Linked DNA regions of Homo sapiens: region 1 is linked to region 2. A link is a loop called in an ENCODE intact Hi-C map of the cell type or tissue named here. Cell type or tissue: Calu3. All regions are shown on one strand. Links, peaks and the distances in the headings refer to the core of each region. The heading gives the core; the rest is flanking DNA. Region 1 holds the start of UGT1A10 (UDP glucuronosyltransferase family 1 member A10). Region 2 overlaps UGT1A8 (UDP glucuronosyltransferase family 1 member A8).

Region 1 (15,404 bases), core at 2,798-10,797, 66 kb before region 2:
CCTTGAAGAGGTCTTTCCCATCCCTTGTAAGTTGTATTCCTAGGTATTTTATTCTTTTTGTAGCAATTGTGAATGGGAGTTTACAATTTGGCTCTCTGTTTTTCCATTATTGGTGTATAGGAATGCTTGTGATTTTTGCATATTGATTTTGTAACCTGAGACTTTTCTGAAGTTGCTTATCAGCTTAAGGAGTTTTTGGACTGAGATGATGGGGTTTTCTAAATATACAATCATGTCATCTGCAAACAGAGACAATTTGACTTTCTCTCTTCCTATTTGAATACCCTGTATTTCTTTCTCTTGCTTGATTGCCCTGGCCAGAACTTCCAATACTATGTTGAATAGGAGTGGTGAGAGAGGGCATCCTTATCTTGTGCCAGTTTTCAAAGGGAATGCTTCCAGCTTTTGCCCATTCAGTATGATATTGGCTGTCGGTTTGTCATAAATAACTTTTATTATTTTGAGATACGTTCCATCAATAACTAGTTCATCAAGAATTTTTGGCATGAAGTGCTGTTGAATTTTATTGATGTAATCATGTGGTTTTTGTCATTGGTTCTGTTTATGTGATGGATTATGTTTATTGATTTGTGTATGTTGGACCAGCCTTGCATCCCAGGGATGAAGCCGACTTGATCATGGTGGATAAGCTTTTTGATGTACTACTGGACTCAGTTTGCCAGTACTTTATTGAGGATATTTGCCATCGATGTTCATCAGAGATATTGGCCTGAAATTTTTTTGGTTGTTGTGTCTCTGCCACATCCTGGTATCAGGATGATGCTGGCCTCATAAAATGAGTTATGGAGGAGTCCCTCTTTTTCTATTGTTTGGAATAGTTTCAGAAGGAATGATACCAGGCCCTCTTTGTACCTCTGGTAGAGTTCGGCTGTGAACTCATCTGGTCCTGGGTGTTTTTGGTGGGTAGGCTATTAATTACTGCCTCAATTTCAAAACCTGTTATTGGTCTATTCAGGAATTCTGCTTCTTCCTGGTTTAGTCTTGGGAGGATATACGTGTCCAGGAATTTATCCATTTCTCCTAGAATGTCTAGTTTATTTGTGTAGAGGTGTTGATAGTATTCTCTGATGGTAGTTTGTATTTCTGTGGGCTCAGTGGTTATCTCCCCTTTATCATTTTTTATTGTGTCTATTGATTCTTCTCTCTTTTCTTCTTTATTAGTCTGGCTAGTGGTCTATCTATTTTGTTAATCTTTTCAAAAAACCAGCTCCTGGATTCATTGATTTTTTGAAGGGTTTTTTGTGTCTCTATCTCCTTCAGTTCTGCTCTGATCTTAGTTTTTTCTTGTCTTCTGCTAGCTTTTGAATTTGTTTGCTCTTGCTTCTCTAGTTCTTTTAATTGTGATGTTATGGTTTTGATTTTAGATCTTTCCTGCTTTCTCCTGTGGGCATTTAGTGCTATAAATTTCCCTCTGAACATAGATTTAGCTGTGTCCCAGAGATTCTGGTAGGTTGTGTCTTTGTTCTCATTGGTTTCAAAGAACTTATTTATTTCTGCCTTAATTTCATTATTTACCCAGTAGTAATGCATGAGCAGGTTGTTCAGTTTCCATGTAGTTGTGCAGTTTTGAGTGAGTTTCTTAATCCCGAGTTCTAATTTGATTGCACTGTGATCTAAGAGACTGTTTGTTATGATTTCTGTTCTTTTGCATTTTCTGAGGAGTGTTTTGCTTCCAATTATGTGGTCAATTTTAGAATAAGTGCAATGTGGTGCTGAGAAGAATATATATTCTGTTGATTTGGGTTGGAGAGTTCTATACATGTGTATTAGGTTTGCTTGGTCCAGAACTGAGTTCAAGTCCTGAATTTCCTTGTGAATTTTCTGTCTCGTTGATCTGTCTAATATTGACAATGGAGTGTTAAAGTCTCCCACTATTATTGTATGGGAGCCTAAGTCTCTTTGTAGGTCTCTAAGAACTTGCTTTATGGGTGCTCCTGTATTGGGCGCATATATATTTAGGATGGTTAGCTCTTCTTGTTACATTGATCCCTTTACCATTATATAATGCCCTTCTTTGTCTTTTTTGATCTCTGTTGATTTAAAGTCTGTTTTTATCAGAGACTAGATTGCAACCCCTGATTTTTTTTGCTTTCCATATGCTTGGTAAATATTCCTCTATCCCTTTATTTTGAGCCTATATGTCTTTACACGTGAAATGGGTCTTCTGAATGCAGCACACTGATGGGTCTTGACTGTTTATCCAATTTGCCAGTCTGTGTCTTTTAATTGGGGCATTTAGCCCATTTACATTTAAGATTAATATTGTTATGTGTGAACTTGATCCTGTCATTATGATGCTAGCTGTTTATTTTGCCTACTAGTTGATGCAGTTTCTTTATAGTGTCAATTGTCCTGACAATTGGGTATGTTTGTGCAGTGGCTGGTACCGGTTTTTTCTTTCCATATTTAGTGCTTCCTTCAGGAGCTCTTGTAAGGCAGGCCTGGTGGTGACAAAATCTCTCAGCATTTGCTTGTCTGTAAAGGATTTTATTTCTCTTTCACTTATGAAGCTTAGTTTGGCTGGATATGAAATTCTGGATTGAAAATTCTTTCCTTTAGGAATGTTGAGTTTTGGTCCCCACTGTCTTCTGGTTTGTTGGGTCTCTAAAGAGAGGTCTGCTGTTAGTCTGATGAACTTCTTTTCGTGTGTAACAGGACCTTTCTCTCTGGCTGCCCTTAACATTTTTCCTTCATTTCAACGTTGGTGAATCTGATGATTATGTGTCTTGGAGTTGCTTTTCTCGAGGAGTATCTTTATGGTGTTCTCTGTGTTTCCTGAATTTGAATGTTGGCCTGTCTTGCTAGGCTGGGGAAGTTCTCCTGAATAATATCCTGAAGAGGGTTTTTGGCATTTTTTAAAAAATTATACTTTAAGAGATCTGGGATACATGTACTGTCGTATACTTTTAAACAATCAAATCTCATGAGAAATCACTCACAATTGGGAGGGCAGTGCCAAGCCATTCATGAGGGATCCATGCCCATGACCCAAACACCTCCCACCATGCTTCATCTCCAACACTGGGGATTATATTTGACCATGATATATGGAGGGGACAAACATACAAACTACGTCAAAGGCAAAGCATGGCTACTGTGAAAGAAGGGTAAAAACACAGAGATGGCATCACCTCTGACTTCCAGGAGTCCTCAGCAGACTGAGGGAGACAAGTACATATTTTCCTGAAAGAGGTCACTGGAGTGATGGTGTGTTTAGAATATAGAAGTAGAGCAGTCACAGAGAGGCAGCCCAGCAGAGTGTTCGCACAAGGACTGGGCCAGCAACTCCCCACTGCATGCAACGTATCTGAGGAAAGTCATTAAAATAGGTGATGGTCACTTTCCATCAAGTCCCTGGTATGGTCCATGGAGGCAGGGTTGTCAATCTCATTTTGGCATTTCAGAGGCCTCTCAGGGTTTGGATATGGAAGAAGACAACCAGCAATGATTATGCATTGCAGAGATGCAGGTGAGCCCCAGTTTCTTGCCAGTTGGGAGGTCAGTGCTAAGAGCCTTGCTGTCTTTCCCTGGAACATGAGATGCCAATTTCTTTCTGGACAGAGAGTATTTGGTTGGCTAAAGTCAAAATCTAAATTTTGCTTTGGGATAAATTCCAAAAATATTAGCATTATTCAAATTTACTTTCACTTTATCTTTCCGAATCTTCAAGGTCCAAAAGCATTGCTGAATAATTCTGTTTCTAAACTCACTTGCAGCGTGCTCTCCCTCCAAGGCGAAGACCATAATCTACTCTTGTCTGGAAATCATACAAGTAGGTATCTCAGCAAATGATACTCGTGTGTTATCGTTCTTATGAGTAAATCATTGGCAGTGAGTGTGATTTTTTTTTTTTTATGAAAGGATAAATACACGCCCTCTATTGGGGTCAGGTTTTGTGCCTGTACTTCTTCCGCCTACTGTATCATAGCAGCTTAGAATCCCAGCTGCTGGCTCGGGCTGCAGTTCTCTCATGGCTCGCGCAGGGTGGACCAGCCCCGTTCCTTTATGTGTGTGTCTACTGCTGACCTGTGGCTTTGCCGAGGCAGGGAAGCTGCTGGTAGTGCCCATGGATGGGAGTCACTGGTTCACCATGCAGTCGGTGGTGGAGAAACTTATCCTCAGGGGGCATGAGGTGGTTGTAGTCATGCCAGAGGTGAGTTGGCAACTGGAAAGATCACTGAATTGCACAGTGAAGACTTACTCAACCTCGTACACTCTGGAAGATCAGAACCGGGAATTCATGGTTTTCGCCCATGCTCAATGGAAAGCACAGGCACAAAGTATATTTTCTCTATTAATGAGTTCATCCAGTGGTTTTCTTGACTTATTTTTTTCGCATTGCAGGAGTTTGTTTAATGACCGAAAATTAGTAGAATACTTAAAGGAGAGTTCTTTTGATGCAGTGTTTCTGGATCCTTTTGATACCTGTGGCTTAATTGTTGCTAAATATTTCTCCCTCCCCTCTGTGGTCTTCACCAGGGGAATATTTTGCCACCATCTTGAAGAAGGTGCACAGTGCCCTGCTCCTCTTTCCTATGTCCCCAATGATCTCTTAGGGTTCTCAGATGCCATGACTTTCAAGGAGAGAGTATGGAACCACATCGTGCACTTGGAGGACCATTTATTTTGCCAGTATCTTTTTAGAAATGCCCTAGAAATAGCCTCTGAAATTCTCCAAACCCCTGTCACGGCATATGATCTCTACAGTCACACATCAATTTGGTTGTTGCGAACGGACTTTGTTTTGGACTATCCCAAACCCGTGATGCCCAACATGATCTTCATTGGTGGTATCAACTGTCATCAGGGAAAGCCATTGCCTATGGTAAGTCACCTCTCCTTTAGCACATTAAGAATAATCTGGCTTTGGAAATTAAAAAAGGATTCCTTACTGAACTGTGATTTGACATTTTCGTTTGTTGCATTTCAAATTTCTTTCCAGTTTAACAAATTATTTTGTGCGAATTCATGTACTCATCAATTATCAAATTTTATAAAACTGCCCTTCTTGAAAGTATATGTAATAATTTAAAAATTATAGATCATATTCAGGCTACATTTTAAAATACGATGTTTAGAAAAGTACCAAAAACCACAGCAAGAAATGAAACTTCCGTTTTTTGTTAATTCTATGTGACCCCGTAGTTGAAATGCTCTTAAGTTTTGTGTACATTCTTTTCATTGAAAAAAAGTATTTTAGGCATATGCAATATCTCATGTAAGTTCCCATACCTATTTAGTAAAAATAAAATCTAGTATTGGGCTGAACATATTCTTCTTTATCTTGCATTTTTCACTTGCCAATAAATTATGGGTACCTTTATAGAGCAATACAGACAGATTTGACAAGTTCTTTTAATAATTGCATAAAATTCTTTACTTTGGATACAATGTAGTTTTTTAACCAATTAATATTGATATATATATAGCCATTTTCCACTCTTTCCTTTTGTGAATAAGGCTGTGTAAACACTCTTCAATACTTTCCTTGCGTGAATATATTTCTATATTCTTGCTTTTATCTTAGTAGACTAGAGTCCTACACGTAGGGTTACAGGGTTTTCCTGAATTGAGAAGACTGGCATCTTTTTGCTATTAAGTCTTCCTGTTCAGGAACATATATGTCTCACTATTTATTCAGATCTTGTTTTATATACATAAATAAAAATTTTCACTATATAAGCATTTTATGTTTGTTTTTAACATTTATTCCTTGGCATTTTATTACTTTAGAAACTATTTTGTACAGGGCAATGTTTCCATTTCTACATTTAACTGATTACTGGTAATTAAAATTTTGGTTTTTGCATATGTATCTTGTATCCAGCCACATCACTAACTTTTCTTATTATTTTGTAGTATGCATTAGATGTACAATATACAATACCATCTGCAAGTAATTCCCTTGTCTGATATTTGTACTGCTTCTTTTGCTTTGCTGGAGCATATACTTCCAAAATATTATTGAGTAATATTGTTAGAGTAGCCAGTTTAAATAGGGATTCGGTTGCTTGTGACTGAAAAATCCTTGAAAAATACCAGAATAAGATTCTTGGCAAACGCATAGTTGCTAAATCCAGATGAAACACCTGGTGTCTCATCTCATTATATTATTTTATTAGGGGTGGAGTACACATTTTTATGTATTGTTCTGGTTTCTTACAAGATTCAGTAGACTTTGTAACACAGTTATATCTGTCATTGGCAGATGGTTGGTGAAAGAGTGACCGTTCAGCCATCTCATAGGAAAGTGAAATAATGCTCTTTCTAAAAAGCAGGAAGACTACAGTTGTAGGCCTTTCAAAATTAGGCATGACTTTCAGCTCATGGCAAGACCAGGCGAGGAGATGCAAGTTGCAGGACTCTAAGAGGTTGGACTTATCAAAGCACTTTTCTCCTCGTTATCCTCCATTAATTACAGTACCAAGCACCACCCATGTGTTGCCTACACCCCACAGCCTTCGGCCGAGTTGAGGATCTGCCACTTCCTGAACCCACGCTGAGTTTATTGTGGCTCACAGGGTCACCTAGAGGCCTTTAAAGATATAAAAACCTATATATGATTTTATATCACCTGTGATAGAGGGATATCTATAAAAAATGAAACATTAAACTATATATGGTTTCATTTATTTTGATTGTAAATATCTTTTATGAGATATGAAATAAATGTGTTTCTATATCTATTAAAGAATATACACATGTATGAAAGTTTTTATAGTTTGCAGAGGGTTATGTATATTAATGTATATTTTTATGATTATACCTGTAAAGGCAGCAGAATTCTCACAGAGGAATTCGATCTCAAAGAGGGCTTTCTGTCAAAGAGCCTTGGATATGGCCCAACCACAAAAGTAAAAGTAAATTGTCATCAAAAGAACGATGAACACTGCATATTGCTCTTTCCTTGTTTCAGATGCCAGGATGTGTCTGGGAAAAGCATGCAGTTGGTTACATCTTGCTGGGAAACAGGATTCAGAGTCTGAGTCTCATCTGTCTGATGAGAAGGAAGCATTACTTGATGATAGAGTATGTGTTTGCACATGTATGTGTTTGTGTATGTGCAGGTGTGTTTGCGTGCAGTGTCCCAGACCCTGCACAGGGGATTTCTTGAAGATCTCCTGTAACAAAATCTCCTTGAGTCTATCCAGGAGAATTACAGCCAGGGATGTAATTAAATACTTTAACAATGATGGCAGATGGCCCCATCTCCAATTTCAACATGGGATTTGGAGGGGACAAACTTTTAAACTATATCAATTGGTATGGTCATTCTTTTACATTTCAGTATTCTAATGTGTGTGTGTTGATTAGTGATGTGTAAATAATTCAGCAGAACATTGAAATAGTTTTAATGAGAAAAAGAGGAAGTCACTCTTAGTCTCTTTGAATTTTTGGTGAGTTCCAACAGAATTGATGACTGGTTTTAGGGGAAAAGAATTCAGGCTTCATCTATACCATCCATGGTAGGTGCAGCTCTGCAGACCTGGGGATAGGATGTGGTTACAGAGCAAGAAAAGATCTGTGCTTTCCCCATTGCTCTAAGATTCTGGCTATAGTCCAAGATCCAAATTCAAAGTTAACTTTTGGTTGACAAGACTAAGGCCTCCCACTAAAATTGTTTACTTCAAGTATTTATTTTCAAAGTTTTCAAACATACAAAATGAAAAGACTATAGTGTAATGTGCACCTGTATATCAATCCTTAGGCTAAATAATTTTCAGTGTTTTGCTGTATTAATTCATCTATCCCCTTATTCTGACCTTTTAAAGAAACTTTTTGGCTGTCATTTTTTTAGTGGAAATTCTTGGCTTGTCATTCCATCATTGAATATTTTATTAAATATAAAAAATAAGTAAAATTTGTTACACGGCCACAATATCGTTATCACACCTAACACAATAATAATACTTTAATATTATCTCATTTCTAGCCCATAATTAATTTACCTCCAATTGCCTCATACAACATCTTTTTATGTTGATCTATGGAACAGAGAATTCAGAAATAAACCCATACATCCTTGGTCAATTGAGTAAGTTCCAAATTTTATGAGGGTGTCAAGACCATTCAAATGGGAGAGAACAGTCTCTTTTTTAGGCTGCAAATGCTGTTCTTCCATAGTCCAACAGTGACCCTCCCCAATTTAGGGGCCAACCCAGGGATCTAGGTCCATGTAACCTCCTGATAGGCCAACAATCTTAGGTAGGGCCAACTCTATACCCTTGGTCAGTAGGAAGCAGTTGGAAGATGAGACCTTCACTCACATGCCAAAGATTTGTCATTGTTGCTATGTCAGGGGGGAAATGTGGAGCCCTAATTAGGGAAAAAGAGCTAGGCTGGCAGGACCAGGGGAAAGCAAAAAAGAAAAAGCAGATGAACTATAAGTCTCCCTTTCTTCATGGTCTAGGACACATAGCCCTCCTGCAAAAATAACATAATCTTCCTGCACCCAGCGATCACCAGACCCTCAGCTGATAGAAAAATGCAAGTTATCTCACTGCAACCTTGGCATTATCAATACTGCATCTAGCTCTCTGCAGCACAAGCACCATCCTATAAAATCCTCAGCAAGCCTTTGTCTCCTTGCAGCCAGCTCTTCTCTTGCTGACTATCTTGCAACATATTTTCCTACTTTCTCTAATAAATCTGCCTTTCTTTACCTACAAGTATCTTGGTAAATTCTTTTTACCTCCCATGCCACACCAGTCTCAGAGAGTTGCCACCCATGACAGTTACCATAAGGCTTGCAAATACTATCTTATAAACCTTATTTTAACCTGATAACAACTTAACACTATTTGCATAAACAAACACACAGCAAGAAGAAAACTAATAGAAACTAGTCTTAACTTTGCTCCCTACTTTTTAACTCTTTGTGATTTTCATTTATATCTTGTTGTACTGCCTATATCTTAAAAAGTTGTTTAGTTATTATTTTTGATTTGTTCATTGTTTAGTCTTTATATGTAGGATAACAGTAGTTTGCACACACAGTTACAATGTTATAATATTCTGTGTATTTCTGTGTACTTACTATTACCAGTGAGTTTTGTACCTTCAGATGATTTCTTCTTGCTCATGAGCTTCCTTTTCTTTCTGATTGAAGTACTCCCTGTAGCATTTCTTGTAGGATCGGTCTGGAATTGATAAAATTCCTCAACTTTTGTCTTGGAAAGTCTTTATTTCTCCTTCCTGTTTGAAGGATATTTTCACCAGATATACTATTCTGGGGTAAAAGGTTTTTTTTTCTTCAGCACTTTAAATATGTCATGCCACTCTCTCCTGGCCTGTAAGGGTTCCACTGAAAAGGCTGCTGCCAGATGTATTGGAACTCCATTGTTTGTTATTTATCTCTTCTCTTGCTGCTTTTAGAATCTTTTCTTTATCCTTGACCTTTGGGAGTTTGATTATTAAATGCCTTGAGGTAGTTTTCTTTGGGTTAAATGTGCTTGGTGTTCTCTAGCCTTCTCATACTTGAATATAGGTATCTTTCTCTAGGTTTGGAAAGTTTTCTGTTATTATCCCTTTGAATAAACTTTCTACTCCTATCTCTTTCTCTACCTCCACTTTATGGGCAATAACTATTAGATTTGCCCCTTTGAGGCTATTTTCTAGATCCTATAAGCATGCTTCATTGTTGTTTATTCTTTTTTCTTTTGTCTCCTCTGACCATGTATTTTCAAATGGCCTGTCTTCAAGCTCAGTAATTATTTCTTGTGTTTGGTCCATTCTGCTATTAAAGGACTTTGATGCATTCTTCATTATGCCGATTGCATTTTTCAGCTCCAGAATTTCTGCTTGATTCTTTCTAATGATTTCAATCTCTTTGTTAAATTTATATGCTGGAATTCTGAATTCCTCCTCTGTGTTATTTGGAATTTCTTTGAGTTTCCTCAACACAGCTATTTTGAATTCTCTGTCTGAAAGGTCGCTTATATCTGTTTCTCCAGCGTTAGTCCCTGGCACCTTATTTAATTCATTTGATGAGGTCATGGTTTTCCTGAATGGCGTTGATGCTAGCAGACATTCTTCAGTGTCTGGGCATTGAAGAGTTAGGTGTTTATTGTAGTCTTCATTGTCTGGGCTTATTTGTAGCCGTCCTTCTTGGAAAGGCTTTCCAGATATTTGAAAGGACTTAGGTGTTGTAATCTAAGCTGTTTCTGCTTTAGGGGGCACCCCAAGCCTAGTAACGCTGTGGTTCTTGCAGACTTGTAGATGTATTGCCTTGATGGTCTTGGACAAGATCCAAGATACTTCTCTGGATTCCAGCACATACTCTTGCTTTCTTCCCTTACTTCCTCCCAAAAATACAGAGTCTCTCTCTCTCTCTCACTCTCTCTCTCTCTCTCTGTCTCTCTCTCTGTTCTGAGCCACCTCAAGCTGGGGGTGGAGTGACACAAGCATCCTTGTGGCCATCACCACTATGACTGTGCTGGATCAGACCTGAAACCAGCACAGCTCTGGGTCTCACCCAAGGCCTGCTGTAACCACCTCCTGGCTACTGCCTATGTTTGCTCAACGCCCTTGGGCTTTACAATCAGCAGGTGATACAGCCAGCCAGACCTGCATCCCTCCCTTCAGAATGGCAAGGTCCCCCAGGCCCTGGGTGGGTCCAGAAGTGCCATCTAGGAGTCAGGGACTAGAGTCAAAAACCTTAGCATTCCACCTGGTATTTTATTGTATTGCAGCTGAGCTGGCACTCAAACCACAAGATGCAGTCCTTCCCATTCTTCCCTCTTATTTGCAAAGACAGAGGAGCCTCACCTTGTAGCCACTGCCACCCCTGGCCATGGACAGTACTGCCAGACTTCTGCTGGTGTTCCCTTAAGGCCCAAGGTCTTAAGTCAACTTGTGGTGAATGCTGCCTGGCCTGAGACTTGCCCTTCAAGGCAGTGGGCTCCCCTCTATCCCAGGGGAGCTCCAGAAATGCTGTCCGAGTCAAGTCCTGGAATCAGGGACCCCAAAAGCCCTCTTGATGCTCTATCCCCCTGCAGCAGTGTTGGTACCTAAGTTATAAGGCAAAGTCCCCTTTACCTTTCCTTGTGCTTTCCTCAAGCAGAATGAGTTTTGCTCCATAGCCATCACAGCTGGGAATGTGCTGAATCTCACCTAGAGCCAGTAAGTCTCAGAGGCTCACCAAGGCCCTTGACGTAGTACGAGGTTTCACTGCTGGTATTCAGGTTCCAAGGTCTCTTCAGTTAGCAGGCGATGAACGCTGGCAGGACTGGGCCCTTTCTTTTAAGGCAGCAGGTTCCCTTCTAGCCCAGGGTGTGTTCAGAAATGTCATCTGGAAGCTAGGGCCTGGCACAGGGGCCTCATGATTCTGACCAGTGCCCTATCCTGCTGTGGCTGAGCTGGTCTCCTAAATGCAAGACAAAGTCCTCCCCACTTTTCCCTCTCCTCTCCTCAAGTAGAAGGAAAGGGTCTCTTTTGGAGCCGCAAGCTGTGCATCCTGGGATTAGGGGAGGAGTGATGTCGGTACTCCCTTGGCTGCTTCAGCTAGTGTTTCAGTATGTCATACTCCCCTTTACCCAGTTCACTGTCTCTGGGCCTAGTACAGCCCTAGAACTCACCTAAGAGTTGCAATCTTTATGGACTAGACTGCCTTTCAAGTTTACTTGAGGCCAAGACCATTTTGGCCCTCGGTGGTGAGGTCTGTGGGCATTCAAGTTCAGACCTCTGAGATCAGCAATTTCCCTCAGCCTAGGGCTGGTTTAAATGCTCCCTCAATGCTGGGCACGGTGGCTCATGCCTGTAATCCCAGCACTTAGGGAGGCTGAGGTGGGTGGATCACTTGAGGCCAGGAGTTTGAGACCAGCCTGGCCAACATGGCGAAACCCAATCTGTACTGAAAATACAAAAATTAGCCAGGTGTGGTGGTGCATGCCGGTAATCCCAGCTACTCAGGAAGCAGAGATTCGCTTGAACCTCGGAGGCAGAGGCTGCAGTGAGCCAAGATCATACCACTGCACTCCAGCCTAGATGACAGAGTGAGACTCCATCTCAAAAAATAAGAATAAATAAATAAATAAATAAATAAACGCTCTCTCAGTGGGTGGGTGTCAGCTGAGTTTGGTCTGGGTTTCCTTTCTGCTCTAACAGAATAGCACTGATTTCAGTGCCTCCCAATTGTCTCCCACCAGGGCTCAGGGATTCTCTTTATGCCACACCGCCACTGTGGGTTCAGGGGGTTGGGTGACATAGGAGATGCAGAACTTTTTTTTTTCTATTTCTTCAGTGTCTCTGAGTTATATAAAATGAAAACCAGGTACTATGAGTGCTCACCTGAGTTTTGGTTCTTATGAAGGTGGTTTTTCCTGTGTAGATAGTTGCTAACTTGGTGTCTTCTCTGTCCAGATTCTTTTCCAGTATTGACAATCCTTTACATAGAAAACTGTGTGTAATGAGTTCTAAAGGTTCTTATGACCCCTGATTGAGAAGCTGAATTAGAGATATTGGGTTTGGGAGCAGGTAGACCACTTTGACACCTTTAGGGTTCTGGGTGGCTAGGGACATTGTCCAATATCAAAAGAACTTTAAAAAACAATCCCTTACTGGCAATGCATTTTCTGCCTTCAGGGACAAAGCATCGATGAAAGCAATCCAGAAAAATTGTTCTTGTTGACTAGGCTTCTTGAGAGACTTATTCACTATCAAGAGAACAGCATGGGAAAGACCTGCCCCCATGATTCAATTTTCCCACCAGGATCCTCCCACAACAGTGGGAATTGTGGGAGTTACAATTCAAGATGAGATTTAGGTGGGGACACAGCCAAACCATATGATTCCACCCTGGTCCCTCCCAAATCTCATGTCCTCACATTTCAAAACCAATCATGCCCTCCCAACAGTCCCGCAAAGTCTCAGCATTAACTCAAAAGTCCACAGTTCAACGTCTCATCTGAGACAAGGCAAGTCCCTTCCACCTATGGGCCTGTAAAATCAAAAGCAAGTTAGTTACTTCCTAGACACAATGAGGGTACAGGTATTGGGTAAATACACCATTCCAACTGGGAAAAATTGGCCAATAAGGGGGCTACAGGCCCCATGCATGTCAGAAATCCGGCAGGGCAGTCAAATCTTAAAGCTCCAAAATGATCTCCTTTGACTCCATGTCTCACATCCAGGTCTTGCTGATGTAAGAGGTGAGTTCCCATGGTCTTAGGCAGCTCCACCCCTGTGGCTTTGCAGGGTACAGCCTCCCTTCCAGCTGCTTTCACAGAGTGGCATTGAGTGTCTGTGGCTTTTCCAGGTGCACAGTGCAAACTATTGGTGGACCTACCATTCTGAGGTGGAGGGATGGTGGCCCTCTTCTCACAGTTCCACTAGGCAGTCCCCCAGTTGTTGCTCTGTTTGGGGGCTTCAACCCCAAATTTCCCTTCTGCACTGTTCTAGCAGAGGTTCTCTGTGAGGGTCCTGCCCCTGCAGCAAACTTCTTTCTGGACATCCAGGCATATCCATACAGCCTCTGAAATCTAGGCAGAGGTTCCCAAACCTCAATTCTTGACTTCTGTGCACCCACAGTCTCAACCCCACATGGAAGCTGCCAAGGCTCGGCACTTGCACCTTCTGAAGCCATGGTGTGAGCTGTACTTTGGCTCCTTTTGGACACAGCTGGAGCAGTTGGGATGCAAGACACCAAGTCCCTAGGCTGCACACAGCAGGGGGCCCTGGGCCTGTCACACAAAACCATTGTTTCCTCCTAGGCCTCCAGGCCTGTGATGGGAGGGACTGCTGTGAAGACCTCTGACATGCCCTGGAGACATTTTCCCCATGGTTTTGGGGATTAACATTCGGCTCCTCATTACTTATGGAAATTTCTGCAGCCGGCTTAAATTTCTCCTCAGAAAATGGGATTTTCTTTTCTATCACATTTTCAGGCTGCAAATTTTCCAAACCTTTATGCTCTGTTTCCCTTTTAAAACTGAATGCCTTTAACAGCACCCAAATCACCTCTTGAATGCTTTGCTTTTTAAAAATTTCTCACACCAGTTACCCTAAATCATCTTTCTAAGGTTCAAAGTTCCACAAATCACTAGGTCAGGGGCAAAATGCTGCCAGTCTCTTTGCTAAAACATAACAAGAGTCACCTTTCCTCCAGTTCCCAACGAGTTCCTCATCTCCATTTGAAACCACCTCAGTCTGGACTTTATTGTCCATATTGCTATCAGCATTTTGGGCAAAGCTATTCAACAAATCTCTAGGGAGTTCCAAACTTTCCTACATTTTCCTGTCTTCTTCTGAGCCCTCCAAACTTTGCCAACCTCTGCCTGTTACCCAGTTCTAAAGTCCCTTCCACGTTTTCAGGTATCTTTTCAGTAGCAATCCACTCTACTGGTACCAATTGACTGTATTAGTCTGTTTTCATGCTGCTGATAAAGACATGCCTGAGACTAAGGAATTTACAAAAGACAGAGGTTTAATTGACTTAGAGTTCCACATGGCTGGGGAGGCCTCACAATCATGGCAAAAGTCAAGAAGGAGAAAGTCACATCCTCCATGGATGGCAGCAGGCAAAGAAAGAGAGCTTGTGCAGGAAAACTTCCATTTTTAAAACCACCAGATCTCGTGAGACTTACTTACTACTATGAGAACATCACGGGAAACGCCCAGCCCCATGATTCAATTATCTCCCTCCAGGTTCCTTCCATGACACGTGGAAATTGTGGGAGTTCCAATTCAAGATGAGCTTTGGGTGGGGACACAGCCAAACCATATCATTATTGAATTTGATTTGCTGAAATATTGTTTTACATTTTCGTATCTAAGGTCATGAGGATCTGTAGTTTTTGTATCTTGTCACATCTTTATCTGGTTTTGGTATTGTGGTAATGTTGGTCTCACAGAATGAATTAGGGCATTTCACATCCTTCTGTTTTCCGGACTAGATTGTGAGAAATTGGTATTATTTCTTCCTTCAGTGTTTGGTAGAATTTATCAGTGAAGTCATCAGAACTTTACCGTTTTGTTTGTGGGAACATTTGAAGTCAAAATTCAATTTGAATTTAAAAGGTACAGATTATGTCATTTGTGTTATTAATTTCTTCTTGTGTAAAGTCTGACAGCTTGTGTCTTTTAAGAAATTTGTCCATTCCATCTAAGTTGTAGATTTTATTGGCATGAACTTGTTCATGTTTCTTATTGTTTTAATACCTGTAGAATTTATGGTGATACTACTGCTCTCATTCCTGATATTGGTAATTTATATCTTCTGTCTTTTTTCCTAATCAGTCTGGGTAGAGATTTATCAAGTTAATTGATTTGCCCCAAAAGCTAGCTTTGGTGTCATTGGTTTTCTCCATTGTTTTTCTATTTCCTATTTCATTGATTTCTACACTGAAGTTAGCCTCCAGGGAAGGTAGATCACTCACTGCCCATGG
Region 2 (15,404 bases), core at 4,727-12,726:
AACAGTTTTCAGTTTTACCCTTTTCAGTATGATGTTAGCTGTGGATTTATCATATATGGATTTTATTGTTTTGAGGTATGTTCCTTCTGTAGCCAGTTTATTGAGAGTGTGTATCATAAAGGGACGTTGAATTTTGTTGAATGTTTTTTCAGCATCTACAACATATGAGTTCTGTCCTAAATTCTGTCAATGTATTCATATCAATATATCAATAAATGCATCAGGATTAATTATCTTTTTAACATATTATTGGATTTGGTTTGCTGGTGTTTCGTTGAGATTTTTGCATCTATGTTCGTCAGAGATATGGGCCCGCAGTTTTCTTTTTTTTTGTTGTGTCCTTGTCTGGTTTTGGTATCAGGGTAACACTGGTCTCACAGGATGAGTTTGGAAGTATTCTCTCCTCTTCATTTTTCTGTAATAGTTTGAGTGGAACTGGTATTAATTCTTTTAAAAATGGTTGGTAGAATTCAGCAGTGAATCCATCTGGTCCTGGGCTTTTCTTTGATGAGAGACTTTTTATTACTGCTTCAATCTTGTTACTTATATTGGTTTGTTGAGGTTTTCTATTTCTTCTTCATTCAATCTTGGTAGATTGTTTGTGTTTGGAAATGTATCCATTTCCTCTAGGTTTTCTAATTTGTTGGCATATAGAGTTCACAATAATCGCTAATGATCCTTTGTATTTCTGTGGTGTCAGTTGCTGTGTTTCCTTTTTCATTTCTGATTTTATCTGAGTGTTTTCTCTTTTTCTTAGTCTAGCTCAAGGTTTGCCAATTTTGTTTATCTTTTTTTTTTTTTAAAAAACTTTTTGTTTCATTGGTCTTTGCATTGTTTATTTAGCCTCAATTTAATTTATTTTTTCCCTGATCTTTATTATTTCTTTCCTTCTACAAAGTTTGAGTTTGGTTTACTTTTGCTTTTTTAGTTCCTTGAGGTGCATTCTTAGGTTGTTTATTCAAAATATTTCTGCTTTTTGGATGTAGGCATTTATTGTTAAAAACTTCTCTCTTAGTTCTGGTTTTGCTATAGCCCATAGATTTTGATACATTGTGTTTCCATTTTCATTCGTTTCAAGTAATTTTTAAATTTTCTTTTTAATTTCAAGAAAATCTAATTAAGAAGTTAGTAAGCAAAAGTTATGCATTTATTTAATGATTTCTTACCATTGATTGAATCAAATCTATTGACTCCTTCTCCTAGAAGTCTAGGGTATTGGAAAAAAGTAAATGAAAGCTATTTATTCTTATTACAAAGAAATATTTGGTGTAAGAAGGAAAAAATATCATTTCTGCACATTGGTACCAATTATCTTATTTTTTCAAAAAGTTGTACTCAGTTATATTGAGAAACTGGGCTCTAATGAATGTACTTTTTGAGCCCTGTGACCCTGTATCTGGTGCTTGACCTTGTTTGTGTCTCAACTGTATTCCCAGCATGTCGTCCTAGAGAACATTCTGTATTATGATATGTAATTATCAACATGCACTTTTAATTATTAGGAATTAAATTAAAGTGATCAAAATAGAATTTCTTTTGTCCAATAATCAAACCATTTCAACACTATGAAAAAAAATGTGTCTTTGGACAGATGGAAATGTCTGGAACCAGATAGAGGTGTCAGTTGCAAAACATGAATGTGCTGAATGCCATGAAATTGTTCACTTTAGCGTGGTGAATTTTATGTGACTTCATCGCAATAAATTATTTAAGAAAAGAAGATATATCACAGATCATAGAAAATGAAGCCCTGATTTATAGCTTAAAAATGCAGTCCTCATTAGGCAAATCACATAATCGGCAATACATAAAGTAAACAGAACACGAGTGGCCAACAAAACTTTAAGAACATGTTTAATTTCAGAAATAATCCAAGAAATTCGGATTAATAAACAGTGGAATTCAATTTTGCCTAACAGGTTAGTAAGCATGCTTTATAGGTAACTATTGGCCCAACTATAAAACAAATACATTTCTAAAAAAAATGTGCAAAGCCTTTTGAAAACCATAGCTTGGTGACCATTTTTTACATAATGCTATGATTCAGAAAGAAAGAGTATCCTTTCTCATGGTAACCTCTGGGCTCCCAGCCTCGCCTTGTGGAAGAGTAAGGCAGGATCACTTCCCTCTTATTCCCATGTTGGTGTGACTTTGCGACTTTGACCAAAGCCTTACCTGCCTCCTCTGCCCAAGGAGGGACGTGGCCGTCTCAGAGGGCTGCTTGGTTTCTGTCCAAGCTGGCCCTTGGGGAAGCCCTTTGGCCACCCAGGTGGTGATTCCTGCTGTAAGAACATGAGAGGCTGAGCCACCAGGCAGTCCCAGATGTCCTGAAACAACTTATCCCAGCCCTGCCCAGGGCCTTCTCTCTAGCCCTGTGCACCTCATCACCTGCCCCAAAACAGTTCTACTTATGTCAGATTCTCATGGGTGCCTTGCAACCTTTCTGTCTGTCTCTCTGATCCTCACTTCTTCTTCAGAATCTCATGCTGTTGCATGAAAAAAAAACAAAAACGAACTTTTGTTTTTAGGCCCCTTTCCTCTTCCTATAGGGGCTTGAATCCAGGCCAGATGCTGGGACACTCTTATGCTGTCCTTTTTGCTATTTTGTTGAGTTTCATCCACCCTAGGGCTAACCTCTTTTCTTATTGGTATGGCTAGATTTCAAATATCTCAATTTTAGAAGAGAATTTAGCTTTGCATTTCATTATTAGAAGGGTCATTGGAGTGTTTTCCTTAGAACAAAGGAGGTCAGAAGTAAATCCTAGTCTCTTCTACTTGTAATACAAAGAACTGTTCAAGCCTTCCGAAGGACAGGGCCATTCACATCATAGAGCCAGGTCATGGCCAGAGCTCTGGCTCTAGGACATCCTTTCTTCCCAGCCTGGTCTATAGAAAGGAATAGAATGCAAGCTCAGGCCTAGAGCCTAGCTAGGCCTGAATACAGGCTGAAACTTTCTCGCTGAGAGGTGATAAAAACAATGAATGTGGTTTTCTTGCAGCATTTTTTACGGAGCGTTTTCCCAGAAAACTAGACCCCAGTTCCTCAGGACTAGTTCTGTTCCCAAGTTTCCTCCTCTCATATTCTGGAGTCATCTAAATAGTAGTTCTCAAATAGAACTAATTTTTCCCCTAGGACAGATATGTCTGAAGACATTTTTGGTGTTGCAATTGGAGAGGCGAAATAGTCAGTAGGATATACGTAGAGGCCAAGGATGCTGTTGAAAGTTGTACAATGTGTGAAAAATACCCGTCCCCCAACTCCCAACAAAGAATTACTCTGGCTCAAAATGTCACGAGTGCTGAAATTGAGAAACTCTGATCTAAATCAATTCCAAGTGAATCCAGTGGTGTCTACCCAGCAAGGCCCCCAGCCTGGAGGTGTGGAGGGCAGCAAGGATCCTGTGCCCACCCTCTGAGCTGTTTGTCTCCCTATAGGGGTCTTTACAAGGAATGCTCATTCAGGCTGAAATCTCAGCCTTTGTTGGCTGAGCTGTGGGTTCATTCTAGGCAACTCAGTAGAACAAAAGCCCCAAAATGCCAAGTCATTCTTAATAGGCACTTTTTAAAATACGTGACTTAGGCCAATGTCTACAATGCCTTTAAAATTCTGCCTCTCTTTCAAAACCCTGTGCTTATCTTTATGGCTGATTATCTGGGGCATTTCCAGGCATGTGGAACATTTTGGCAGCAGTGTTTCTGTTAATAGATAATTATCTAAAGAGTAGCTGAATGCTAGAATGATTCAGCTAAAAAAAGTATTCAACATGAGTACATAAAAGCCTAGAAACTTGACTGTCTAGTAATTTAGATAACTCTAGGAGAATGAGAATAAGGGGTTATAAAAATATAACTTTATTATGATGCAATTTATTATGATACAATTCACTCTTTTTTTGGGGGGGTTCCAGTAAGATTTAATGACTTTAAGTGTTTACATATTTCTACTTTTCAGCACAAATTCGTGATAATATATAAACTACACTTTGAATGTTTTTTTCTTTTTTTAAAAATTTTATTATTATTATACTTTAAGTTTTAGGGTACATGTGCACAACGTACAGGTTTGTTACATATGTATACATGTGCCATGTTGGTGTGCTGCACCCATTAACTCGTCATTTAGCATTAGGTATATCTCCTAATGCTATCCCTCCCTCCTCCCCCCACCCCACAACAGTCCCCGGTGTGTGACGTTCCTCTTCCTGTGTCTGTGTGTGATTGTTCAATTCCCACCTATGAGTGAGAACATGCGGTGTTTGATTTTTTGTCCTTGCGATAGTTTGCTGAGAATGATGGTTTCCAGTTTCATCCATGTCCCTACAAAGGACATGAACTCATAATTTTTTATGGCTGCATAGTATTCCATGGTGTATATGTGCCACATTTTCTTAATCCAGTCTATCATTGAGGGACATTTAGGTTGGTTCCAAGTCTTTGCTATTGTGAATAGTGCCGTTATAAACATACATGTGCATGTGTCTTTATAGCAGCATTATTTATAATCCTTTGGGTATATACCCAGTAATGAGATGGCTGGGTCAAATGGTATTTCTAGTTCTAGATCCTTGAGGAATCGCCACACTGTCTTCCACAATGGTTGAACTAGTTTACAGTCCCACCAACAGTGTAAAAGTTCTTAGAGATCTACAAAGAGACTTAGACTCCCACACAATAATAGTGGGAGACTTTAACACCCCACTGTCAACATTAGACAGATCAACGAGACAGAAAGTTAACAAGGATACCCAGGAATTGAACTCAGCTCTGCACCAAGCGGACCTAATAGACATCTACAGAACTCTCCACCCCAAATCAACAGAATATACATTCTTTTCAGCACCACACCACACCTACTCCAAAATTGACCACATAGTTGGAAGTAAAGCACTCCTCAGCAAACGTAAAAGAACAGAAATTATAGCAAACTGTCTCTCAGACCACAGTGCAATCAAACTAGAACTCAGAATTAAGAAAATCACTCAAAACCGCTCAACTACATGGAAACTGAACAACCTGCTCCTGAATAACTACTGGGTACATAACGAAATGAAGGCAGAAATAAAGGTGTTCTTTGAAATCAACGAGAACAAAGACACAACATACCAGAATCTCTGGGACACATTCAAAGCAGTGTGTAGAGGGAAATTTATAGCACTAAATGCCCACAAGAGAAAGCAGAAAAGATCTAAAATTGACACCCTAACATCACAATTAAAAGAACTAGAAAAGCAAGAGCAAACACATTCAAAAGCTAGTAAAAGGCAAGAAATAACTAAGATCAGAGCAGAACTGAAGGAAATAGAGACACAAAAAAAAACCCTTCAAAAAATTAACAATTCACTAATTTTAATGGTTTTTGGTATAGTCACAGATTTGTACAACCATCACCATAGTCAACCTTAGAACATTTTCAGTCACTCCCAAAGATACCTTATATCTATTATCAGTCACTCTTCTTTCTCTCCTTCCTCCAGCCCCTGGCAGCCATTAATCAACTTTCTGTCCTTATGAATTTGCCTATTTCTATGGATTCCATTCACAAAATACATGAATAGCTTTTTCCCTTTAGCATAAAGAGTTTTGTATATTGATCTTGTACTTCAACATTTCTGAACTTGTTTATTTGTTCTAATAGTTTTTTTTTAGTGGATTTCGTAGGATTTTCTACATTCCAGATCATGTTATCTACAAATAGAGATAGCGTTACTTCTTCCTTTCTAATAAGGATAACATTTATTTCTTTTGCTTATCTAATTGCCCTGGCTTGAACCTCTAGTACCGTGTTGAATAGAAGTGGAAAGAGGAGATTCTTATCTTGTTCCTGATCTTAGGTGGGGAAGTATTCAGTCTTTTAGCAGATTAGGTCTTAACTGGAGATTTTTTGAGTAGATGCCCCCCACATTATGAGATTGAGGAAATTTTCATCTATTCCTAGCTCGTTGAGTATTCTTATCATACCTGAGGTGTTTGGTTTTGTCAAATGCTTTTTCTGTGTCTATTGAAATGAACATGGTTTTCTTTTTGGTCCCCTATTCTAGTGATATGTGTTAATTGATTTGCAGGTGTAAACGAACCTTGTATTCCTAGAATAATCCCACTTGATTGTGTTGTATAATCCTTTTACATGTTACTGAATTTGGTTTGACAGCATTTTATTGAGGACTTTTGCATCATATCCATAAGAGATATTGGAAGTCTTATTTTCTTGCGGAGCCTTGGTCTGTGTTTGCTATCTGAATATTACTGGCCTTGTAGAAGAAACTGGGGAATGTTCTCTTCTATTTTTTGGGAACAGTCTGTCAAGAATTGGTATTCATTCTTTACATATTTGATAGAATTCACTAGTGAAGCTGTCTGGGCCTAGGCTTTTCTTGCAGGAGGTTTTAAAATTACTAATTTAATCTTTTTACCTGTTATGGCTTTATTTAGATTTTGTATTTCTTCTTGATTCAATTTCAGTAGTTTGTTTCTTTCTAGGAATTTGTCAATTTTATCTAAGTTATCTAATTCCTTGGCATAAAATGGCCCAGAGTGTTCCCTTATAATACTTTCTGTTTCTGTAAGGTTGGTAGTAACATTCCCTCTTTCATTTCATATTTTTAGCAATTTTGAGTCTTCTCTCTTTTTTCTTTGTTAATCTAACTTTAGGTTTATCAATTTTGTCTATATTTTCAAATAAACAATTTTGGTTTTGTTTATTTTTCTCTATTGCTTCTCTATTTCTATGTCGTTAATTTCCCCTCTATTCTTTATTATTTTCTGCCTTCTTGCTTTGTGTTTAGTTTAGCTTCCTGGTGGAGTGACACTTATCATTACACAATTTCCCACTTTATTGCTAGTAATATTTTTTGTTTTAAGGTCTATATTATCTTGCTTCATGATACTGTGTCATTAAAAAAGTCTATTTTATCTGATATTAGTATAACCAATCTGCATTTCTTTTGGTTGCTGTTTCATGATATATTTTTTTTCCACCATTTAACTTTGTAAAATTTAAGTTTTAAATATAAACTTTTTTTTGTTTTTAAATCTCAAATGTATCTTCTGCAGACAAGATATTATTAGTCCTTGTTTTTAATGCAGTCTGATAATCTCTGTCTTTTAATTGAGTTGTTTAATCCATTCACATTTAATACTATTATTGATGTAGATGGAATTATGTCTACCATCATTTTTTTCTTTTCTTTTTTTTTTGAGACAAAATCTCATTCTGTTACCCAGACTGGAGTGCAGTGGTGTGATCTTGGCCCACTGCAACCTCCGCCTCCTGGGTTCAAGCAGTTCTCCCACCTCAGCCGCCCGAGCAGCTGGAACTACAGGTGTGCACCAACATGCCTGGCTAATTTTTGTATTTTTTATAGAGACAGAGTTTTGCCATGTTGGTCAGTCTGGTCTCAAACTCCTTACCTCAAGTGATCCACCCGCCTCAGCCTTTCAAAGTACTGGGATTACAGGTGTGAGCCACTGTGCCTGGCCCCATTTTACTTTTTATGCTCTATATCTCTCATGTATTTATTTGTTCCTCTGTTCTGCCTTTATTGCTTTTTTTTTTTTTTTGCATTGAGTGAATATTTTCTAGTGCAACATGTAAAATCCTTTAATGTTTTTCTTTCCACTATTTAAAAAGTTGTGTTCTGAGCGGTTGTTCTAGGGCTTAGCACATCGATTTTAACTTACCAGTATCTACTTCAGATTTATACCAACTTAATTCCAGTTAAATATTGAAATGTCATTCCTATATAGCTCTATTTCCTTTCTCCCCTTTTTATGATATTATTGTTATACGTGGTACATCTATATATGTTACAAACTAAACAATACATGGTGATAATATTACTTTATATAAATACACATGCTTTCAAGAATCAGAGAGAAGAAAGAAGAGCAAGTATGTATTTATAGAGTTTGTTATATTAACCTTTTTGCTTATCATTTTTGGTTCTTTTCCTTTGTTCTTATGGATCTGAGTTACCTTATGGTATCATTTCTTAGCCCAATTTGCCTTTGCTCCCAACTGCCTCCCTTGTGCTATTATTGTCAAATATATTACGCTTCCATATGTTATAGTCCCAACAATATAATTATATATATGTATATTGCTTTTTAGGATTGCTTTTAAAATCAGTTAAGAGAATAGGGCCGGGCACGGTGGCTCACTCCTGTAATCCCAGCACTTTGGAAGGCTGAGGCAGGTGGATCACCTGAGACCAGCCTAGATCAAGACCAGCCTGGCCAACATGGTGAAACCCCATCTCTACTTAAAATACAGAAATTAGCCGGGTATGGTGGCAGGCGCCTGTAATCCCAGCTACTCGGGAGGCTGAGGCAGGAGAATTGCTTGAACCCGGGAGGCGGAGGTTGCAGAGAGCCAAGATCGTGCCATTGCACGCCAGCCTGGGGGACAAGAGCGAGACTTCGTCTGAAAAAAAAAAAAAGAGAGAGAGAGAGAGAATAAAGGGGAAGTATGCATTGGTACTGCCTTTTATAACTACATGATTACTATTATCAGTGCTTTTTTTCTGTATGAATTCAGATTATTCTATGGGGTCACTTGCTTTCAACCTGAAGAACTTCCTTTAGTATTTCTTGTAAGTTGAGTTTTTCAGCAACACATTCTCTCAATTTTTGTCTTATTACATGGGGTTTTGCTTTTATTTTGTTTGTGCCTTTAAAATGATACTCATCAGAGACTTGTCTTCAGAGGTGGCTCATAACTTATCCTTCAGAATTGCACATATTTTTTAGCAGACACACATGAGGCAAATTTAATGATAATAAATACCTTTTTAAGAATCAGGGTGGGGAGATTACCTTCAGCTGTGAAGAGCAGCTGGTGATATTGCTTGTGGCAAGGGATAGAAATGGTTTATGGATCTGGGAAAGGCTCTGAAGAGAGAAGAAACTGAGTTGACAGTTCTAGGAAGTTGAAGGTCTTCTCATAAATTATAGTTGTGAGATAATATTCACAACGACTGGTATAAAAATTCACCAGTATATTGTTATCTTTTAATACCCTGAGCAGGTAGGTCGGTAACAGATCAGCTGCATACTTTGAGTGTCTTAGTGCAAAATGCCCCTTGTTCAAAAATTATTAAGAATTTCAGGCCGAGCACAGTGGCTGGAGCTGAAGTGGGAAGCTGAGGCAGGCAGATCACTTGAGGCCAGGAGTTCAAGACTGCCCTGGCCAAAATAGTGAAACTCCTTCTCTACTAAAAAGACAAAAAATTAGCTGGGTGTGGAGGTGCATGCCTGTGGTTCCGGCTACTCAGGAGGCTGAGGTGTGAGAATCACTTGCACTTGGACCTGGGAGGCAGAGGTTGCAGTGAGCCGAGATCACGCCACTGCATGCCAGCCTGGGTGACAGAGCTAGATTCTGTCTTAAAAAAAAACCAAGAATTTCAGGACACTGACAGCAAAGTATTAAACAAAGCATGAGAACCTTCTAAATGTGGAATGTGGTGTGTCTGCCCAGGCTGCTCCTCCACAAAGCTGGCCCAGGCAGGGGCAAATGTGCAGCTGGGAGAGTGAGAGAACCAGGGCAGCTGGATTGCCCAACCTCAGGGGTGGGGCCCAGTGCCAGGTACTATGTAGATAGTGCCTTTTGGAACTATTCAAGCTGGTGACCCTGAAAAAACATTCTTCCAATTTAGGCCATTGTACAAAAGCAGAGGCCAAGTACATTTACCACTCAAACTTCACGTGGTCTTTCAGCCACAGACTTGGTCAAAGCAAATGACCATTGAGGTTTCACCATAGGCTGGGTACATGAGGGTGTCCAGGCTGGTGTGATGCTGAGGATTTTACAGCGGCTTAGAAACACAGCTTTTTTTCTAGGTGTTTCTCAAACCTTAGGGTAAGAGTGGAGATGGGAGGTGGACCTAAGTATGTGATAAGAAGACTAGAGAAATGAGTGTTTCTACTGTGTCTGTGCCCCATCACTGTAGGTCTGATTTCTACTCCCCACCCCACTCCTTCTTGTCACTGAAAAGTCATGGAATTCTGGAATCTCAGGGTTGACAGTGACTGTGAAGCAGAGTGCCGTACACTGGTATCCATCTCTGGGAGAGAAATACCATGCACCAATTAGGTTGGGTTGCCAATCCCAGGGCAGGACTCTAAACACCTCAGCAGTCTTTACTAAGATTCCTAGACCTGGCACTTCCCAGCTCTGGTTGGAGGCATTTTACAATCCTAGCTGCCAGAGTATGAGTCTGGTGAGATGGAATGCTTGTGCAAGTCAGGCAAAGAAACTTGATTCTTCACAGATAGGCAGTAAGAATCAACAGGAACCTAGGATCCATGGTCAGCCAGCCCCCAAGGTAGAGGAAGCTGCTCAGGTGGACAGAGTCCCATCTGCATGTGCTCCACTTTGCATGGCAGCTGAGGGACCCCCAAAATACTCTGCATTAGGCTTTCTATCCCGGAGGTCACTGCAGTTTATCAGCACCCAGACATCCATCCTGGGTGCCTGCCCTCCGTTCTATTCCCTTTCCATCTTTTCTCTGACTTTTGTGATGATTATTTCTCTTGTGTTTTTCTTCATCAGCATTTATTTTAAGTTCCAGGGCACACATGCAGGATGTGCAGGTTTGTTACATAGCTAAACATGTGCCATGGTGGTTTGCTGCCCAGATCAACCCATCACCTAGGTATTAAGCTCAGCATCCATGAGCTATTCTTTTTGATGTTCTCTCTCCCTCGACTATTTCTTTGCTTTTCTTTACAATTTTGCCACCTAAATTTGCATCTGTAAATAATACAGATGATTTTACCTGTTTCGGTACTTAACATAAATAGAATTTTACTGTTTTTCTTTGTCTTGCCTTTTTTTTTTTTTTGGTTCAACCTTATGTTTGAGAGATTCATGATGTGTGTTTTTACAAGTTGTAGTTTGTGGATTGTCAGTACTGAATATATCCCATTGTATGAATACACCACAATTTTATTTATCCATTCTACTGTTGATGGGCTTTGGGTTGTATCTAGCTTTTCACTACTGTGAACAATGTTACAACGAACATTCTTTTACATTCTGAAACACATGTGAGTGGGTTTTTAGAGTATATACCTAGGGGTGGAGCTGCTGCGTTGGAGGGCGTGCATATCATTAATTTAATAAGATGTAACTATTTTTCAGAGTGGTTGTACATATCCCTGATTGCTAAGGCATTAGTTATGTACATGACTGATTATATTGAGGGTTTTAAAATATACTTATCAGTCATTTGGATTTCCTCTTTTGCCCATTCAAGTCTATTGCCCACTGGGTTGTCTACTCGAATTATGTATGCATTCTGGATACTAGTTCTTTGGCAGTTATAGATATTGCAAATATCTTCCCCCACTCTGCATCTTGCTTTTTACTTTTATTCAAACGAATTAGAATAAACATCTTAGTATATGACTCACTGTGCTCCTGTGTGGGAGTTTCCACAGGGGAGTTGCCGGAAAATGGACTTACTGTGTCGTGCACATTTTAAATGTCATTAGGCATTAACAATTTATTCTTCCCTTAGCAATGTATAAGTGTACACTTTCCTTCATATCCTTGCCACATGTATTATCATCAAATGCTTTCAGTTTTTGACAATCCAATAGGTAAAAAATATCTCAAGGTTATTTGAATTTTCATTTCCCTTATTAATTCTTCATTTAAACGTCTTTTGTGTGTGTGTGTTTACTTTCATCAAGTTGTTTCACCAGTGAAGATAAGAACTGGTATTTACCTTCTGCATTTAATAGAATTGATGCAACTGGCTGAGCGTGGTGGCTCATGCTTATAATCCCAGCACTTTGCGGGGCCGAAGCAGGAGGATAGCTTGAGCCCAGGAGTTTGAGACCAGCCTAGGCAGCATAGTGAGATTCCTTCACTACAGAAAGTAAAAACCTAGCTGGACATGGTAGCGTGTGCCTGTAGACCTAACTACTCGGAAGGCTGAGGTGGGAGGATTATTTGAGCCCAGGAGTTCAAGGTTCCAGTGAGCTATGTTTGCATCATTGCACCTCAGCCTGGGCAACAGAGCAAGACCCTGACCAACTCCCCACCCCCCCCCAAATCAATGCAACCTGTGATCACTTTATTTGGGCAACTTCCCCAAATTCTTGACTCAGTGAATTTGTTGCAGGGCTTTTCTTTTTTAATCTCTTTTATTGGTTCACATACTAGAACAATCTCAGGGGCTATCTGGTTAGGTATTGCTTGCTACAGAGCCAAACTATGTCACCAGAACCCATTTATATGTTTCCATTTCTTGTCTCTGTTTCCTCGGCCGTGGCATCCTTCTCAGTGTCATAATACCCAAGCAGCAGGGGCTTCAGCCTGAGTTCTTTTCCCAGGATTCCTAGTTAAAGTTCTTCTGCCTCATTGGCTCTAATGAAGTCACATGCCCATCTCTGAACTAATCATGGTGGCCAAGGGGATGAGACGTGCTGATTGGTTGAGGCCTAGGTCACATGTTCTATCCTGAGCTGGGAGTGGATCCTCACCAGAAGTACATTTGAGAGTTTGGGGGAGGGGTGGCCGCTGGGATGAGATAGGAAATAACTTGTCCACGCTGTGAATTACCCTTCAATTAATGATATTTTCTATTTAGATGTCAGATTTTTTGTTACTAGTTTGTCATATAAACCTATTACTATATAGATTTTTCTGTGTCCTAATCTAAATTTCTTTTAATAATCTATGGGTGAACACTCAATAAGAATGTCCTCCAGAAAGGATGACCTGCCGACTTTTAAAGCAATCATTTTGGGGCTTATAAGTATTTAGTATTTGAAGTCTCTGCCTCTTGCTCTCTTTTAGGAATTCTTTTTCCTACTGTGATATATGTAAGTACTTATAAATTTAAACTTAAAATTCAAAAAATATACCAGGATGTGAAAGAAACATTATTAAATATAGGTGTTTTGCTGTGAGTGTTTCTTGGAATAGGTAGGGCTTTGTATAGTAGGTTTTGGTCTTTTGGTCAGCTTGGGAAAATTTTGTTCTTTTTTAATTGAATGATATGTTTTCAATTGATACTACTAAAATAAACATTATTGGAGTATTATTTACATGCAATAAAGTGCACCGTTTTAATGATACATTTCTGAGTTGTAATGATTTTATTTAGCTGTGCAGCCATCACCACATTCAAGACACGGAGCACTCCATTACCCAGTAACTTCCCTTCTGTCCTATCTCAGTCACCTAATACCTCCCCTCACCTTAGGCAACCCTGGATGGTTTCTGTTGCTGGATAACAGAATTGTCTTTTCTAGAGTTTCATCTGAATGGAATCATACAATTATGAATGAAAAACACACAGGTATACTGTTTTGTGTCTGGCCTCTTTGGCTCGGCATAATGTCTCTTCAGATCCTTTCACATTGTTGCATGTATCAATATTTCATTCGTTTCTATTTCCGAGTAGCATTTCATTGTATAGATATATCATCATTTGCTTATGCATTTATTTATTGATGGACATGTGGATAGTTTCCAGTTGTTGGCTATTATGAATAAAGCTGCTATGACTATTCGAGTACGAGTGTTTCTGAGATTTCATTTTTCTTGGGTAAATACTTAAAAGTGGGATTGTTGGGTTGCATGGTAGGTGTATGTATGACTTCATAAGAAACAGTCGAACTGTTTCCAAAGCAGTTATACAATTTTACATTCCTAACAGCAACGCATTAGAGTTCTGGCTGCTCTGTATTTGTGCTAAGACTTGCTATTTTTAGTCTTTTACATTTTAGCCATCCTAATGGGTGTGTAGTAGAATTTCATTGGGTTTGAATTTGCATTCCTCTTATGACTGATGATAATCTTTTCATGTGCTTATTGATCATATGCCTGTTTTCTTTTAAAAGGTGCCCTTTCAAAATCTTCCGCACACCTTTATTGGTTTGTTTGTCTTCTTATATTTGAGTAGTGAGTTCTTTACATATTCTGGATACAAGTGCTATGTCAGATAGTTGTGTTTCTGTTTACTTCTGGTGTGTGGTGTCCTTTGTTTCATTTTTTAAAAAACAACGTCTTTCAAGGAGCAAAAGTTGCAAGTTTTGATTAAGTCAATTTTAGCAAACGTTTTGTGTTTTGTACCCCTCGTGCCCTATCTAAGGAATCTTTGTCTACCAAAAGGTGGGAGGATTTGTTTCTATGTTTTTTAAAAAAGTTAAACAGTTTAAGTTTGTAGGTTTGGGTGGAAAGAGGTCTTTAGACCACTTAGTCTTTGTTTAGGTCTTTGTTTATGTCTCTGAGATTGGCAGAGGGGAATATACAATCATTCAGATCAGGCTATTGGATGCCTTTTTCTATCTCTGAATTTTTCTGGGGTGACCTCACTGACACCCATGGCTTCAATCACCACTTATGCTGATGGCTCCAAGTCTATCTGTGCAGCCCAGACCCCTCCTCATCTCCAGACCCTGGAAGCTGATGCCTTGGGCTGCTCCTCCTATTTCCTGGGCACCAGGAATATGAGCTACTCCCTCCCCACAGTCCTGCTCTCCCCAGTGCTCCCATGTCGCTGAAGGCACCACCATCTTCCAAGATACATGGGCCTCCCCAGGGTCTAGGAGTCCTAGACGTGGGAGTAGAAATTAGATGACATTGGTGTCTAAACAAAACACCACTGCATGGAGATAGAACAGGGGAGCCCCCTGAATGTGGTGAGAGCACCCTCCCAGGTGTGTTCCACCCTCACCCCGGGCTCATCAGGAGGGTGCTTAGGATGCATACAGTTTTAAGGGGGTTGGAGGAATAGTTCAGAGGCTGAGATGTTGCACCCACAGCTGAGAATCCCTTTCTAGCGCTCTGTGTCCTCACAACTCCCCGGGAATCATCCTCCCCTGGAGAGTTCCCAAAGCCCTTGCAGGCCTGCCTTCTCTGTGCCTTCCTGCCTGCGCCCTCTGGTGGACAGCTCCATTCGCTGCCTGTCCCATGGGTTCTGTCCAAAGGTGGAATCTATTATCAATGTGGATTTCTAATGGGGGTAACTTCCTCCCTAAGGGAAGCCTCAGCTTCACCAGCAATGGCAGACACGGCCAGGCATGTAGACACAGAGGAAGTGAGATAGAAAGTGTGCACAGCCCAGAGAGCCTGCCCACATCATCCTGGGGCGACCAGGACAAGGAGGCGTCAGCAATCTTGCCAAGCACAAGTATGAGTGACTTTCTGGAGCAGGACGAGTCTCATGGGCGTGAGACCATTGTGAGTGCTCAGGGTCTCTCCATTAGAAAGGCACACGTTTAATTCTCCATTTTGAAATTTGAACTAGAGCCCCCACAAATTATTCTGTTCTGGAGGAACCATTCTTATCAGAACTTGGTGCTGGATTGACTTGGAAAAAAGCCTGACCATAATCTTCAGGATGAAATAAAGGCCTGGATGAATGGACACTTCAGTCTCTAAGCAGACTTGC

The links. A loop is a pair of places that touch in the nucleus more often than their neighbours do. Peaks named below come from ENCODE experiments on the same cell type or tissue, not always from the same donor. Only the 100,000 strongest peaks of a DNase experiment are listed, where the experiment ranks them.
Region 1: it touches region 2 in a loop (5-fold over the local background); 2 of 110 quality-filtered maps call a loop at or near these places.

What each region holds. Positions count from the first base shown.
Region 1 is chr2:233,632,532-233,647,935 of GRCh38, forward strand. All of the region lies in intron 1 of UGT1A8 (UDP glucuronosyltransferase family 1 member A8), which reads left to right. It overlaps UGT1A10 (UDP glucuronosyltransferase family 1 member A10), which reads left to right and starts at 3,917. Exons shown (of 5, transcript NM_019075.4): 1 at 3,917-4,846. The coding sequence starts at 3,992. It also overlaps UGT1A and the pseudogene UGT1A13P. In Calu3, for the core only: CTCF peaks have their summits at 6,452 and 10,488; DNase peaks (open chromatin) are centred at 4,010 and 6,490.
Region 2 is chr2:233,696,715-233,712,118 of GRCh38, forward strand. All of the region lies in intron 1 of UGT1A8 (UDP glucuronosyltransferase family 1 member A8), which reads left to right. All of the region lies in intron 1 of UGT1A10 (UDP glucuronosyltransferase family 1 member A10), which reads left to right. All of the region lies in intron 1 of UGT1A9 (UDP glucuronosyltransferase family 1 member A9), which reads left to right. The region is part of intron 1 of UGT1A7 (UDP glucuronosyltransferase family 1 member A7); the gene reads left to right. It also overlaps UGT1A6 and UGT1A. Among named protein-coding and RNA genes, the nearest start is that of UGT1A5, 8.5 kb to the right of the region's middle. In Calu3, for the core only: no CTCF peak of the experiment used is centred there; DNase peaks (open chromatin) are centred at 9,537 and 11,427.